2 separate regions of the Mus musculus genome follow, and region 1 is linked to region 2. The links are chromatin loops, found by intact Hi-C in ENCODE. Cell type or tissue: heart. All regions are shown on one strand. Links, peaks and the distances in the headings refer to the core of each region. The heading gives the core; the rest is flanking DNA.

The links. Peaks named below come from ENCODE experiments on the same cell type or tissue, not always from the same donor. Only the 100,000 strongest peaks of a DNase experiment are listed, where the experiment ranks them.
Region 1: a loop joins it to region 2, with 2.7 times the contacts of the local background. A loop is called at or near these places in 1 of 42 quality-filtered maps.

The regions. Positions count from the first base shown.
Region 1 is chr7:51,827,627-51,836,234 of GRCm38, reverse strand. No RefSeq gene overlaps it. Among named protein-coding and RNA genes, the nearest start is that of Fancf, 30 kb to the left of the region's middle. In heart, for the core only: no CTCF peak of the experiment used is centred there; no DNase peak of the experiment used is centred there.
Region 2 is chr7:51,875,108-51,883,715 of GRCm38, reverse strand. It overlaps Gas2 (growth arrest specific 2), which reads right to left and starts at 4,749. Exons shown (of 8, transcript NM_008087.3): 1 at 4,346-4,749. In heart, for the core only: no CTCF peak of the experiment used is centred there; a DNase peak (open chromatin) is centred at 4,285; H3K4me3 peaks cover 912 bases; H3K27ac peaks cover 676 bases.

The sequences.
Region 1 (8,608 bases), core at 1,829-6,828, 47 kb after region 2:
ATTATGATTTATAACAGTAGCAAAATTACAGTTATGAAGTAACAACTAAATAATTTTATGGTTGGGGGTCACCAAACCATGAGTAACTATATTAAAGGGTCATAGCAGCTAAAAGAAGCCAAGCAAAAGTGGTGAGTGGGAATATGGAAAGTGATTCATGTGATAATCAGAAACAGGTTCGGACTCCTATTAGACAATTGGACAGAATCAAAGTGGCTATCTAGTATAACGTGTGCTGTATTAAGTTCTGAGGAGGTATGGAGGTCAACAGAGAGCAGTAGGAAAAGCAGACATGAATTCAGACGTTCAGTCTTAGCTTCACTAAACCTTGCCACTTGGTGATCTCAGGATATACTTGAACCCTTTGGTCTTTGAATTTAGATAAAATGGTAGTGATAAAAATATAATAACAATGTCCCTCATTGAGGAGTGGAAAATTTACAAGTACCAGAATTAACTTACAAGAGAGATTTCTTGGCGTATAGAAGAAGGCTAAGAACAACTGTGTTCTAAGCACCACATTTAGTGCTGTGCACATAGTTCTTTACTTAAGTATTAATCCAACTTTTCATTCTTCATTTTATAGCATATGACATCAATAGATGAAAATAATGCAAAACAATTTAAAACTGAACTTATCTGAAATGGTGTGGTAGTTTGAGTGACAGCACACCTGCCCCAGGCTCAGGAATCTGAATACTTGGTCCCTAGTGTGTGGCACTACATGGTGAGATGGTGCAGCCTTGCTGGAGTAAGTGTGTCCCCGGGGGTGGCTTTTGAAGCTCATAGATCCATCCTATGTCTAGTTTGCTCTTTTGCTTCACGTTTGTCTTTGAAAAGGCTCCCTCAGCTTTCTAGCCCTGCAACCACGTCTGCTGCTTGTTCCTCACCCTGATAGACTCTTAGCCCTCTCCAAACATGAGCTGGAAAAATAAACATTATTCATAAAACATATTTCCTTAGAAAATGAATACAAGTATTTTCTTTTTACACTAAACACACTCCCGCAGTGTACTGTGATTCTTCAGTTCACACTTAGCTATCTGGTGAGCTTTTGGTTGATCCATATCTTTTTCCACTCACCTTACTGGATCATAAACTCTGAGACTACAGCCTATTTTCCTTTCTGATTTATCGTTGATTGACACATTACATAGAACAGAGTGATGAGGCCTTCACCCATACATACTAATCATCTGAAGGAAGATACTGTGAAGGGCATGATGAAGAGTAGATCTGAGTCATCTTTGCAGTGGAAATAGAGGACAGACATGCACGCGGCTTTGTGATCAAGAGCTGCCTTTACTAGTTAAGTCTCCCTTGAACTTCACTGTGAGCTTATGAGGATGCCTTCCCAGAGAACACTGTCTTTCATGAATAAAGCCAATTATATTTTACCTGTCATGTTAATGCTGTCATACTAGCAGTATGCAAATGTGACCTGCATGCCAGATATATGTAATTATGATATATGCAAATGTGATATATGCAAATATGATCTATAAGTCTGGCATATGATATGCTGATCCTGAAAGACAGGATGTACAATCTTAGTATGCGACTCCTTCAAAGAATGGAAAGGACAATGTACCCTGAGTCCTTATAGGTGTCACAGACCACCTTTATTTGGATTCTGATAGCGCATTATACTAAACTAAGAGATAAAAGATGAAAACTTTGTACTGGCTAGTTTTGTATCAACTTGACACAGCTGGAGTTATCACAGAGAAAGGAGCTTCAGTTGAGGAAATGCCTCCATGAGATCCAACTGTAAGGCATTTCCTCAACTAGTGATCAAGGGGGAAAGGTCCCTTGTGGGTGGGATCATCTCTGGGCTGGTAGTCTTGGGTTCTATAAGAGAGCAGGCTGAGCAAGCCAGGAGAAGCAAGCCAGTATGGAACATCCCTCCATGGCCTCTGCATCAGCTCCTGCTTCCTGACCTGCCTGAGTTCCAGTCCTGACTTCCTTTAGTGATGAACAGCAATTTGGAAATGTAAGCTGAATAAACCCTTTCCTCCTCAATTTGCTTCTTGGTCATGATGTTTGTGCAGGAATAGAAACCCTGACTAAGACACCTGTCCTCAAAATACTTCACCTCCTTAGGAGAGAAAGCATTATTCTAAGTCAGGTTATAATACATGAGCCATGCTTTTATATATTGTGAATCCAAAAGAGAAAGCAGATTTTGATATAAAAATATTTATGGAGTCCTAGATGGTGAACCTTTGAATGATAACAAAACACAAGAGGCATATGTTTTCTATTCATTGTGTGTAATCCTGTTTCTAATAAATAATCTATAGTATTGGATATCCTACACAGAATTCATGGCATGTAGATATTGAGAGCATGTGTGTTGATCCAGGTCCTCAATTTGGGGTGTGTCTTTGCAGCTAAGTGAAGCAGTAGGGTGTAGGTTACTAATGAAGTATTTGTGTTTATGTAAAATGAAATTGCTTTATGTATGTGTAACATGGCTTGTTGCAAGTCTCCTAAACGTTGTTTCTCACGAGTCAAAATGCGAATAATTCTGTTTTTATTCACTTATGCATTTTGTGTGTTTGAGTGTTTTGCTCTATATTTGTGCACCACATGAATACAATGCCCACGGCTAGAACAGGCTATCAGGTACCCTGGAACTGGAGTTTCTGATTACTCTGAACCATCATGTGGATCCTGGAAACACAACCCAGGTCCACCATAAAAGCAATAAATGTTTTAGCTACTGAGACATCTCTCCAGGTGTGTACATGATTTTTTTAAAAAAAAAAAAAACAACATTTAGGTTTCTAAATTAAACTAAACTAAAAAGCAAGCTATGTATTTGCTTACATTTATTTATCTGAACAATGATTTTGTTTTTTGTTTTTTGTTTGGTTTTTTTTTTTTTTTGAGTTAGAGACTCATGCACCTCAGGCTAGCATGTAATTTACTGCATAGCCAATGATGATGACCGTGAAACCTCTGCATTATGCCCCCTAGAGCTGCAATTATATGTATGTACCACCATACCAGTTCAAGTGTCACTACAGTTGGAACTTAGGGCTTTGTGCCTGCTAGGCAGGTAGGCTGCTAACTGAACCACATCCTCAGCCCCATATAAACATTTTTTCTGATCATTTTCCATCTACCCTGCACTAAAATAATGGCATTAACATGGCAATCATACTGCTTACAGCAGAAAGGAGGCATGTTGACAGAGTGACCACTTGCATGATCCTAGGGTTAGTCACAGAACCTCGAGCTAGCCACTCAACATAGTAGCCTCTCCGGTGACCCTGCATTCATATAAGACTAGAGAAAAGTAGAGAGTTATTAAAACATGATGATTTGGTGATGGCAAGAAAATTAAACAGCTGCAGCAAAATGAGCCGTGGACTCTGGGGAGAATCTAACCTGTGTCCACAACAAGGCTCTGCTACTTTGTTGGAAAAGCAACATAACTCATTAGGTAAATTTGCTGTGGTCCATAGTGTTCTGCAGAAGGCCGGCTCACACCTGCTGAGTACTGCAACCACGGGATAATAAGGAACTTTCATCATGAAGATTGCTGATCTATCAATTTACTCCAGAAGCCGTTTAGAGTCGTATTCGCTGTTTCATTTGGTTTGATGAAAATGTAAAACCCAATATGTAAAGAATTATGAGTTCATTTTTTATTTTTTTCATTTTCAGTAGACTTTCAGCACATAATAATTCATGATGCATTTCCTTCTAATTAAACTGGACTCAAATTTCAGCCAAAGCAGAGAGAACACCCTTACTATTTTATTTTAATTACAACTGGACAGAACCTTAGCTTTTTTTCCCTTGTAGACTGGGGACTAGGTCCAGAGGGTTACCAGGAAGGACAATGGCTGTTTTTATTTAAATGGAAAGTTCTTGTTGGTGACCTTGTTCTATAATATTTTTTATGTGTGTGCAATTTATGCCTTTTCCTGAGGAGTTAGGACTGCACACTGTGGGGTTTCTCCCTGGAGACCTGTTCTCCTGGCCGGGTTGGTATGACAGGTTTAGGCATTAAATAGCGTTAAGCTTGTCAGAGAAAGGTTATTAAAAAATGTCCCTGCCTTTCAGGCTCCGTGCTCAGTAGGAGACCAAATGCTGTCCTCTGGGGCCGTCTTTCTATTTAGTCATGTCATTTGGCTCTTTGCCTATAGCAAAAAGTGAGACACCATCTGTTATTTCTCACTAATGGCCGTCGGCTCTGAGCTTGCCTGGCTCTCTGCTCACCCGTTTCCCACCAATGGCTGGACACAGTCTCACTAGCAGATTCTCTGCAGACAAGTGTGCTTTATTATTAATGGGCATAGAGAGGGAGCGGTGCTTAAAGAATCTAAAGCACAGTTTAGATTTAAGCTATTGTTTTTACTGTGTGACCGCTGTGAAATCTGTATCTTTTGTTTTTGTGGGAGTGTGATTGGGATTTTATGTGGGAATAGCCATTTGCTGATTATGACACTTACTCATATTAATTGAAGGCACCTGTAGTCAACATTTTATTCGTGGGAAGTCACATAAATAGATATTAATATTCCTTCCTTCTAGATAAGCCAAAAACTTAATGAAGTTATTTTACTTGTTAAATGCCGCAGAAGCTGAATGGTTTGACTAACCCAAGCCTTCCGTGGGAGCTGAACCTTCAACCCCTTCGCCATCAGCTCTTCACAAAGCCTGTTCACCCATGTAACCACCAACTCTTCACAATGTGTTCAACCACCAAAACACCAGCTCTTCCCAAAGCCGGTCAGGCTATTGGGATTCTGATTTGAAACCTAGACTTAAAAAGCCAATATACCCCGGAGCTCTTGACTCTAGCTGCATATGTATTAAAAGATGGCCTAGTCGGCCATCACTGCAAAGAGAGGCCCATTGGACATGCAAACTTTATATGCCCCCGTACAGGGGAACGCCAGGGCCAAAAAGTGGGAGTGGGTGGGTAGGGGAGTGGGGGGAGGGTATGGGGGACTTTTGGGATAGCATTGGAAATGTAAATGAGCTAAATACCTAATAAAAAATGGAAAAAAAACCAATATATGCTAGGAGCAAATTATCTCTTCGGAGATTTTCTATGTTGGCATTTATTTAAAGTGACAATATATTTCCTTTTAAATTTATTTTTTAACTGGGTCTTGTCTCATATATTACATGCTAACCACAATTTTTCCTCTCTCCTCTCCACCCAGTGTCTCTCCTTCTCCCCATCCTCCTCCCCTCTCTCCTCATCTGCTCCTCCTCCATTTCCCTTCGGATTAGCGCAACCATGGCATATCAAGTTGCAGTAAGAAGAGACACTTCCCCTCATATTAAGACTGGGTGAGGCAACCCAGTAAGAGGAAAGGGGTCCCCAAAGCAGGCAAAAAGAGTAAGAGACAGCTTCCATTCCCACTAATATATAAGAGGACATATTTTCTATTCAGCTTCAGGAACTACCAAGTACTTGGCTGCCTTTGCTGTCTGCCTGCTAAATATTGTTCTAAGCTTAACACAAACAGACTCCAAGCCCAAGGACAACCCTAAAGTTCAGCTCTCAAGCCAGGTACTTGCAAGCAGCAACCGTTTAAAAAAACATGGACATTGATACCAGTTTACAACCAGGACATATATTTTTGTTATAAATATTCAAAAAGTACCAGTGCTTTTGCAAGCAAGTTGTTATATAGCCACAAAGAATTTTTTAAAAACTTGAAACAGTGCCTTGCTCCATAGCCCAGGCTTGCTTCAAGTTCCATATTAGCTCTGGCTAGCTTCGGCCTTCTTCTTCTTCTGCCTCAGCCTCCCACATGCTGATATTATCGGTTTACACTTTCATGCTCTTCAACAGGCAGTGCGAACCAGGCTAGACCCTTCGTAATGACTTCAGCTAGGAAGACACATTTTGTGGTTGAATGTATAACACCATTGTATGCTTTAAAAAAACCCTTTTTGTTTGTTTGTTGTTTGTTTGTTTGTTTGTTTGTTTTACTTCTGGCTGATAACATTACAAATTTTGAAATAGCGAAATGACAAGAATAATATTAAAAAATAAATTTCACTTTCTTTGTAAATCTCGAAGAACAATAAAAAGGATTCCACAAGGGTTTGCTGTAGCCAATGCAGGACTGAAATGACGCTTTTCCTGTACTGTTGGCAGTCAGGGAGTTTTAAAAATTGTTTCATTACACAGCATGTCATATTCTCAGTAAGTTAATACTATTGAACAAAAAGGCTCGTTTTCAAACATTTTTCAAAAGCACGGCCTTAAAAATGTATGGGTCTTTTTGGTACAAAAACATAAACAAGTCATTTTGGTTTTAATATTTAATCTCAGTCATAAATGTCTGCAAATCTAATGTTTATGTGTTTTTTAACAGCAGTTTAAAATGGAAATTGGTTTTGCAGTTATCACATAGTTATTTTTCTCCTATGTCTTGAAGAAGACTCGGAGAGTATATTATCTGTGCATTCCAGAGACTTCTCAAGTTCTCCACACTCCTCCATTTCCCTGGGGAGAGCCTGTCTTCACTCCTCCAGTTGTCCCAGGCCAGTGTTCACAAGCTTCCTTTATCTCACCCTTTCTTTCTTCTCCAAAAGCCATTAACTGCCATCTCTTCTACATTTTTTTCCTCCAAGCCATACCTTCTAAGGGGCCATTCCCCATCTCACCTTGTATACCCAATGGCCACCATTATCTGCCATTGCCTTTGTTCCATCGCGGGAGGTAGCTTCCCAGCTGACTCTCAGTGGTCCATCTCCACATTTAGGACAGAACAATCTTCATAAAATACAAACTGGGTTTTGTAAATCAGCTCCTCATATAACCTCACAGGTTCTCCACAAGGAACAATGAAATTCCCCCTCTCTGTTGGGCTTTTAAGACCTTTGTGATCTGGCTCCTGCCTGTATCTCTCGATGTCTCTAAGCTTTAATAGCAGTGGCCTGCTGTCAGCTTCCTGAACTCTGGAACATTATTGTGTGAGTGTTTTCTATCTTTTTCCCTTTTCTGGAGTGTCATGATTTAAATGAGTGTCTCTGAGACTGCAATTAATCTATTCTCTCGCAAAAGCACTCTAGCTTTATCACATACAGATATACACTTAAATCTGTAATGAAAGATTTCTTACCCAGGGTCTGTGGTACATTGTCCTGGAAAGAGGCTGGTGCAGAATGTGTCTCAACTCTAAAGGTGACCTTCCATGTCCCTGCTTCTGTGGATCATCTAATATACCCTGTGTTGCTTTCTCTCACATTAGATCAGAGTTGGTCTATAGTGACAGCCAGAAAACCCATTGCAGTTTTTTTCTGTCTCTTTGTGGATCACTCACTCTGAGGAAAGCCCATTGCCAAGCCATGGCCACTCCTATGAAGAATCTCACACAGCTCAGGACTAAGTTTTTTCTGCTATAATCTGTAGAGAATTTCATGAGCTCTCTTATCTAAACCAGTAGTGAGAGGTCTGTGATGTGATGTGTTTCCTCTAGCTTCCAGCTACAACTCTCTCAACTGAAAGCTCTCTTGGATCTCTGTGTGACCTTGAACCAGAGTCACTCAGCCTACTGATGTTTAGATTCCCCATCTTGACTTCAGCAAAGGCTATTTGTCATTTTAAATTCTAAGCCTTTAGACAATTATTTGTTATAGAAATGAACAAGTTCTACAGACCAGCATCTGTGAGCTAAAAGGACTAAGAATCCTCGGTACTTACACTGCTCATCCCGTGGTCACCCTCTATCAACATAGATTAGAGATGTGTGTTTGGCAGGTGAGTCATCTGCGAAGAGCAAAACTTATTTTTATTATTAAATACTCAAACCACACCTACCCAGTGATGGAATACAATACAATATTTTTAAAAGGTTTCCTGTTTAAAGGGAAGTTTGCCTTTTTCTGTAGGTTAAAGTGAATATACAAGGTAGAGAAGCTTCGGTCCACAGAAAGGCAATGAGGGTCATCTTCAAGGATCTCTGGTACTGGTGGCTTATTTGCTAAGAAGGGAAAAGGAATCTTAGGTTATGTGAGACTTTCAAAGAAGTTCTGTAGAGGACAAAACATGAAAACACTGCATTCATGGGAAGGTATTTGTTTTTCCTCTTTCAACAAAATTTAGGCTTGTGTCTCTTATGATATAAGAGTTGAGGAAAAGAGAACTCCAGGCTTTTCTAGGTCCTCAATGAATAAAGACTTTATAAGCACCCCCCATGTGTGTGTTTGTGTGTTATGTATGTCTGTCTCTAAGTCTGTCTGTCTGTGAAAGAGAGAAAAGGGGGGAGTGTTTGTGTGTGATTTGTGTGGACACTGATCATGAAGTTTTTGTTTTCAAAACAAAACAAGATAACCTTATGCAGCTATGAAGAACATCTTGACTCTTCACAATGTGTCATTAATAATAATAATAGTAGTAGTAGTAATAATAATAATTAATAATAATAGTACCTCTAGCACTTCTGCCTTATTTAAAACCGTAGAGCCAAAGGGAATGAATTAGACTAAAAGAATGGGTGCCTCAAAGTAGAGTCATTCTGTCTGCACATACACTGTGCTCTTGCCACACACCACCTTCATGAAGGTTGGAACCAATCATTGTCAGTCATTAGACAGTCAGATTCCCCTCCATTCTATGTTCCTGCCA
Region 2 (8,608 bases), core at 2,405-7,404:
ACACAATATTATATAGAAAATAAATTGTAAAGAAAAAAAACAGAAGCACAACTATAATCATACAACTCTCATCTTCTGAGAGATTCCACTAGGAATGCTAATGAATGAATCCATTATAGGAGATGAAATCTAGAATGCTAGGGTGAAATAATGGCTCAGCAGCCTAGCCATTTAAAAACTGTACATGTCATGGGACTTTCTTTGAATCTGAGTTCTTTGTTGTGAACTGTTGACCTGAGCGTTCAAAATGATTGTGAAGATTCAACATGTATGATGTTACTTGGCAAATATTTCAAGTTCAATGAATTCTATATGCAATCTAAATTATCACCACCAGAAAACATGCCAAAACAAAACATCCAATGACTTCTTTTGAAAAGAAATTCTATAACAAAATAGGATTTTCCTAAATGTCAATCATTAATATGCAAAGAGAGAAGAGAAGGAGATGTCAGCAAAGTATGAATGAACACTGCACATCACCAAAGCTCTAACATTCTCTTCATGCTGAGATCTGCACCAGAGCTTAAGTGTTTAATTTGATTTATGTTCATCAAAATGAGTAGTTTATATGGGGTTAGAGATGGTAAAAAAGAATATTGTACTTTGGTATCAGTTAAGAATCATAAGCTATTAATATGACAATATTCTGCACTCACTGAAACACACAGGTGCCTATAGCTACTACCCAAACTTCTCTGTCTCCCTTTCATCCTCCACCCCTCTCATCTCATTATAAAAAACAAAAAAAAATAAGCAAACAAACAAACAAAAACACTAAAAGCAGTAAAGCTCAAAAGATGTGCAGCCCAGGGTCCTACCTTTAGATGCAATCTTAGCTCTTGTCTACAATGTTGACCTCACTTCTAACCATTAAGGTTTTTTGTTTTGCTTTGTTTGTTTTTTGAGACAGGGTTTCTCTGTGTAGCCCTGGCTGTCCTGGAACTCACTTTGTAGACCAGGCTGGCCTCGAACTCAGAAATCCACCTGCCTCTGCCTCCCAAGTGCTGGGATTAAAGGCGTGCGCCACCATTGCCCAGCTAACCATTAAGTTTTAAGTGTTAAAGGTTCCAAACAATGCAGAAATCAAAGATTATAGGTCACTAACCATGTCTTTTAAAATTAAAAACAAAATGAATGTGTCAATCCAAAAACTCTTCCAACATCTGGCAGGAGAAATGTCATTTTGAACTAGCCTCAACTTAGGACTTTATTGTCATGTGACTTATTTTAACCAACCAGTAGCATCTCTGGAAGATATAGCTCCTCAGTCAATGTTCTGAATGCAAAATCCTTGCTGTTGCCATTTTTTCATTTTATTAAAAACAGATTTATTTGTCATACAATAAATCCTGATTACATATCCCTGTCCTCCTCCTCTTCTCAGTTACTTCCCACTTGCCCTCCTATTCACACCCACTACTTTTCTGCCTCTCATTAGAACACCGCTATTATTATTGGGTCGTATTTTAATTTGGTTTGATTCTGTAGCCCAGTCTGTGCCAACTCACTATGGAGCCATCTTGGGCTAAACTCTAAAGCGTTCCTGCCTCAGTCTCCCAGGTGCTGGCATCACATGTCTGTACCTCTATTCCAAGTTATAAATGTGAAACCTCAATTCAAGAGCCCAATCAGAAAATAAAGTCCACAATTTAAACATAAAAGCAGTCTCAGATATTGTAATAGAGCTATAACCTCTGTCGGGAACCAAATCAAAATAAATTGAAAAAGTATCAGGCAAAATAATATACAGCTTTAGTTACATAACTGGAGAATAGACTCCATAAGCCCTTAGAAAAGTTGAGAAGTGGAATTCTCAAATACTCCTAAGAGACTGGTGGCCTAGGAAGATATTTTGCCCAAAGTAATGGGGTATTCAGGCATTAAACCTCCATACCTTTCTTGTACCCAGTCTCTGTTGCTAACTCTTTAGGTATCTTTTTTACTAATAGCCAGATAATGACTTATCTTGGATAAAACAATCACACACACACACACACACACACACACACACACACACTGACACAAAACATGCACACACACATACAATTCTTTCTCAAGACAAAATATTTCTGGCAGTTCAAATTTCTTACAAGTCATTGTTATAAAAATCCTACTTAACTATTCTTCCAGACAATGAAGCACAGATTTTTAGACCTCTGCCAGATTAAGCTGAAACACAATTTGAGTAGAAAACCATCTAAAGTCATTATGTGGAAACTGTTACGGCTCACATCAAAAGTTTATATAACTCAATTTGGCAAGCACTTACTTTGTGAGAAGATTTACATATTGTTTATAACATAAACTTATATTTTAACTCAAATATAGCAATGAACTATCAGAATTCCACATTTTCTTCAGATATATATGCAACACATAAATATATTTGCGTGCAATATTATATATATGTAATGTGTGTGTGTGTGTGTGTGTGTGTGTGTGTGTGTGTGTGTGTGTGTTATGTATTTCACATAACAAAAAGGGAATAGAAACATCTCAGGTGAATTACCCTGAAAACATCTAATACATGAAGTCACCACACACCTTAGCCCACCTTGGCAGAAGATACTTCTAGTCTCCCTCCTGGTCTTTCCTCTAGTCAAACGACATTGATTGGAAAACTTGTGTGAGAGTTCAAGAAAAATTAAATAAACTGGCTCTTTTTGGGGACACAATATCAAAATCACAAAAACACAAAAATAATGGTACAATTTCTACAGAAATTTTAATCGAAACTTCCTAGAAACACACCAGATATTTTAACCAGCTCAGGTCTTCACAAGGTTCTGTGAACTGGCACAACCCTCCACTTCTGAACAATAGTTCAAAAAGGCATGTTTCTGCAGATAAAATTAAGCCCTGAAATTTTGCCACATCTTCAAACTCAAAAAGTTTAATTAGTGATTGGTATCAAGCTTGGTGCCATGCTAGAAAACTTAAGGAGAGGGGCCAATCACAAGTCCTTTGACTCTGGTGACTTCTGCCATGTAGATTTCTTTCCCAGCAAAGCATAGTCCAATGCACAAAGTAGGGTCTCACAGATAAAATGAAGAGCTGTACGTAAAGCTCAGTGGCACACAGATGAAACCCAAGCTATCTTTCCTGGTCAGAAACTTCTCAGGCAGCCCGCAGCACAGGTTCCGAGGTGCATAGGTGCACAGGCAAGGCACCGTGGCCCTGCCTTGGTTCCTCCAGCTCTTACCTTCTCTTAAGCAGTCAGAACCTGAACACCCATGTTGGAAAGGACGACCACCACACTCTCCACAGCTAGAGCAGGGCATTCCTTGAAGAAGGACTCATTGATAGAAGCCAAAGACAAGCTAGGCAAATCAGTCGGGAGCTGTAGTTACGAGCACAAAACTAAGAAGTTGTTTGGGAAAAGCAGCAATGACCACAGAGTTTGTTCTCAGCCCTGCCTCTCAGAGTCCCTTGGGACAGGTGGGAAGGAAAGGAGGACTTCCTGTGCCTGGCGGATGCTCCCAACCTGTCTGAGCCTTTATTTAACACCATGAGGCCAAATGAGTGTCCCTCTGAACACAGGATCTTATTTCCTTTACATAAAATCTCCTATGAACAAATCATCAAACTTTGTTAAGAGAGGTTTAGGGTGGTGGGTAGGGAGTCGATAAAAACAAAGATGAAGATAAAGAAAATGGAAAAAGCAAAGACTGTAATTTAAAAATAGTAATTGGTAGAAAAAACCCACCCCACCTCTATGTGTATTAGAATACAGAAAACAGAATGTTAGGCGCTGAGTTTGCTCTCATTCTAATCCCACACTAGGAACTCACTCGGGATGTCTGGACCAAGTCAATTCTTTAGAGTTGATATAATTTAATTTTCCAGTGTAATTAATACAAAAAATTAATAAGTTGGCTCCTTTGCTCCCTAAACAGTTTCAGACTCCAGTCATATCAGGCTAGGCTAAAACAAGACACCAGGTCGAAATACAAAATTCTAGATAAATTTAACGTTTGTTCACACACAAATGAAGGTTCAACTCTACCCAATTCTTTCACCAAAACAGTCACCCCAAATTGCATCACAACCTCTCCTTCCTCTGCCCCCATTAAGTCAAAAGGTCAGGAAGTGTGAATAAGACCGCCAAGCTCCCAGTGTCCCCTCCCCCCATAACCGCAGAGCATGCATAGCGTTACAGGCTCGCTTGAGCATCACGCATGTGTACATTTACGTCCAAACGCTAATGAGGCTTCCTCACTTCCGCCCCTGGTTGGCTGAGCGGTCCCAGAGGGCTTCTTGTACTGCTCAACAATAGGGATGGAAGGGTGGAAGCTGTTTCTTGGGTACCAGGAGGTCCCCCACTACAGTGAGCACGGCTCACCCTTCCTGGTGGTGCTGGTGATGCTGCTGCTGCTGCTGCTGCTGCTGCTGCTGCGGGTGTTGCTTCCAGGTCCCTCCCCCGCTCCTGACTGCAGTAGAAGCTGGGCTCCCCTCCTGGCTGCGTGCTCACCCAGCCAGCTGCTCCCTGCGACTCAGCTCAGCAGCACCCGCGCTCTGGTGTGTACCCCTGAGGCTCCTCCAGATGCGGGTCCTGTGGCCCTGGCTCCCCACAGCCCAGCAGCACGGTGGCGGCAGCTGTGGCCGCACCGCCCCTCTTCATACTTCTGTGATGGCTCCTCTTGGTGCTGTTTGGGAAAATGATTTTAAGCCCTCACGCCAGAAACAGCTTTCCTACATTTCATCAGTCCACACGGACCAAGAGGAAGTAAAACGCTTACTTTTTTTTTTCCCCCTTGCTGGACAGCAAATGTGGTTGACACTGATTTACCCTTCAAATGGGAGAGATTGTATTACAAGCCCTTGGCAGCAATTCCGAGTTGGGGCCAAGCTCCAGCCCCTTGCCTGTCCCCCAAACACTAAGCTAAGACAGAGGGGTGGGGAGCTGGGAGGATATCATATTTAACTTCAGGAGTTTTAACAGTCAATGACTTTAGCACAATGTTAAAATTGGGTGTTGGAAAGTTTTTCTTTCCTGACCTGTGAGTTTGCACACTCAGTGGCATGAGCTTTCTAGTAACTTGGGCCAGTGTTCATTACAAATAGAAGAATGTGATGTCTTAAAATTCTGTTTAAATATCATAGTTTAGAAGGGCTATCTGCACCCAGGGCTTTTTCTACTTTAGGAAGGAAATGTGATTGTGCCCTTCCTTCTCTCAGGCATAGTTCAGTGTTGTGTTGAACATCACAGACAATTCACCCCAACTGCTTGTGTCAAGTTATGAAATTTAAAATGAAAAGCTTTGCAAGAAGTGGACAGATGTTGGACTGTCTGGTTCACCTCTGAAGGACAGAAGCCTCTAGCTGAGTGTTGGGTTTCAACTTCCCAGAGTCTGCTTCAAGGGATCTCCTTGTGTATGTCTGCATCTAGCCTGCTTGACTGCAGTACACAGGTACTCGCTGATCCCTAGATACTAGGTTAAAATGGAATGAATCTTGGGAAGAGAAACCCATTGGTACTGTAAACTTTATATGCCCCAGTACAGGGGAACACCAGGGCCAAGAAGTGGGAGTGGGTTGGTAGGGGAGCAGGGCTGGGGGAGGGTATAGGGAACTTTCGGGATAGCATTTGAAATGTAAATAAAGAAAATATCTAAGAAAAAGAAAAAGGAAAAAAAAAAGGAATAAGTCATACTCACATCTCTTACCAGAGAACAACAAAACCAACAAAATATACCCACAAATCTACAACAGCAAAGAAAGGCAGACCACGTTACCTGCCAGTGAAAGTGCATTCCACATTTATTATTGTTGCCATCTGGAGGGTTACTTGCTCTAAAATATTCAGAAATGGTACCAATTATTTGCATCCAGTGACAGTGCAAACAAAAAGAGAAAGACAATGGAAAGACTTAGGCTAGTCATGCTTTTCATTTCTGTTATATTTCCTATTGCAACTGTTGGCTCCAGAGTTCCCCTTAGCATACCCAAAGGAGAAAAGGATCATTCCTCAAATTGAAAATGAACAGTATCTAAAACTGACCTACATAAAGAACAGGAAAGAAAGGGAGGGAGGGAGGGAGGGAGGGAGGGAGGGAGGGAGGGAGGGAGGGAGGGAGGGAGGGAAAAGAGAACAGACAAAACTTGGTGAACTGGCACGCATAACCATGAGGAAGATCATTTCTCAGTTTGACCTGGTTTTAATTTTCATAGAACTCTCCTCCACAAGGCATTTTGAATTTCTGAACCTGCGCACTTTACAAAAACCTTTATATTCTTAGTAATTTTGTACCGTCAAAACATCATCATCATCATCCAAAGACTTAAAATATGTTTTCCAGGAGATATCCCGGGAGTTCAAAGAGTTTACCACCTTGGACTTTAAAAAGCTTACTTATATTTTATCTTCCCTTAGATAAAAATAGGTCTCATTATTCATTACTTCCATTATAAATAGGGAGTTGAGATGTTTTTGCTGACTTGAGGAGAAATGCTAAAGAAATAAAAGGAGGCTTTTGAGGGCAGTGAAGCAGCCCAATCACACACACTCACACCTCCCCATGGTCCAGCCTTCCCATTTCTAAGCTTTAAATTATGCAGCATGCCAGTCTCTGCCCTTCAAGGCAGATCTAGTATAAAAATACAAGAAGCAACGGGGAACTTATATTTTCTTCCTTGCATTCTTTACAGTTGAGCTAAATATTCTTTTGGTGATGAAAATAGAGCACAGGAGTTCCAAAGATGCATTTTGGAGGCTAGCTGTGGTTGTTGTTTCCCTTTTATTGTAGATAATTTTTTTCTCTGACAATATATATTCATTAGAGTCTCCCCTCCCTCTGCTTCTTGTAGTTCTTCCGCATCTACCCTCCCATCCAAATGCACCCTTCCTGTCTCTCACTCCAAAACAGGCTTCTCAGGGACTATAATATAAATCATCACATCAGAATAGGGCAAACTAAACAGACAGAAAGAAACAAGCCCAAGAAAGTGGTTTAAAAATCAGAGACCCGCTCGTTCACATTCAAGAACCTTATAGAAACAGTAAACTGAAAGCCATAGTATACACACAAAGGACCTGTATGTTATAGAGAGAAGAAAATATGGCAAAAAATAGTTTTTAAAAAAGAAAAGCTGACATGACACCAGCTCAACTTCACCACATTTAGTGAGTTGTGTAAGTGTTGTCTTAAGCAATGGAGCCTTGCCATCAATTTGTAGAGAGCCATCTTGTCAACAGTATAGGTTGCATAAGGGTTCCCATGGGACCCTTTTGGCCAACAGCTCAAATAGATGTAATCCAATCCCAGTGCTGGAAGCTTTGTTTGATGAAAAGAGATGGCAATTTGGGGCTCTGTTTCCCCCATTATTTGAGGATTTCATTTAGATAACCTTCATATGTATATATTTTAGGACATCTCTACTGTATTATATTTCCAAACTACCCCTCAAATGGCCCTTAATTTTAGCTTTCTCTTCTGGTATTCCTTCCCTCTTTTCTCTCTTCCCTCCACCTCTGCACTTAATCTTTCCAGTCTCCCACCCTATCCATCCATGACTATCTGTTCTATTTCCCTTTCCTAGAGAGTTGTATCTGCCCCACTCCCCTGATTCCCTTACTGTATATCCAATCTCTGTTCCATAGATTATTTGCAGGTTATCACTGACTTAACAACTAATATCCACATATAAGGGAATATATGCCATATTTGTTTTCCTGAGTCTGGATCACCTCCCTCAGGATAATTTGTTCTAGCCCCATCAAGTTACATGTTGTCTTAGCAAGTGTTTCCATTGCTATGAAGGTATAGCATAACCAAGGTAATCTTATAAAGGGAAACATCTTATTTGGGTTGGCTTATAGTTTCAGAGGTTCAGTCTACTGTCATCATGGTGGGACACACAGCAACATGCAGGTAGACATAGTACTAAAAGAGCGGAGAGTTCTACATCTTGCTCCAAGGGCAGCCAAGAGGAGGCTCTTATCGGAACTGGGCAGAGCTTAAGCCTCAAAGCTCACCCCCACAGTGACACACCTACTCCAACAAGGCTACACTTTCTAATAGTGCTACTTCCCATGGGCCAAGCATTTTCAAACCAACGTACAAGTGAATCCCATGATCTCATTTTTTAATGGTTGTAATACTCTATTTTGTAAATATAACACATGTCCCTGTCAATTCTTCCACATTCTTACAAGCAAAAGTCACTTGTTTTATGAACCTTAGCTATTCTGATGGGTGTGAGATAAAATATCACAGTAGTTTTGCATTTTCATGGTGAATGAGAATGTTGAACATTTCTTTAAGTGTTTCTCAGGCATTTGAGATTCTTCTATTGAGAATTCTGTTTAGAAGTATAGCCCACTTTTTAGCTGGTTATTTACTGTCTTGATATCTAGTTTTTTAAGTTCTTTAAATAATTTGGATTATAGCCATTTATCAGAAGTGTAGTTGGTAAAAATCTTTCCCCATTCTGTAGGCTGCCTCTTTGTTCAAATGACAGTGTCCTTTGCTCTGCAGCTTTTCAGGTTCATGAGCCATTTATTGTTGATCTCAGTACCTGTGCTAATGGTGTTCCATCCAGAAAGCCTTCACCTGTGCCAATGAGTTCAAAGTTACTCCCCACTTTCTACTCTATCAGATTCACT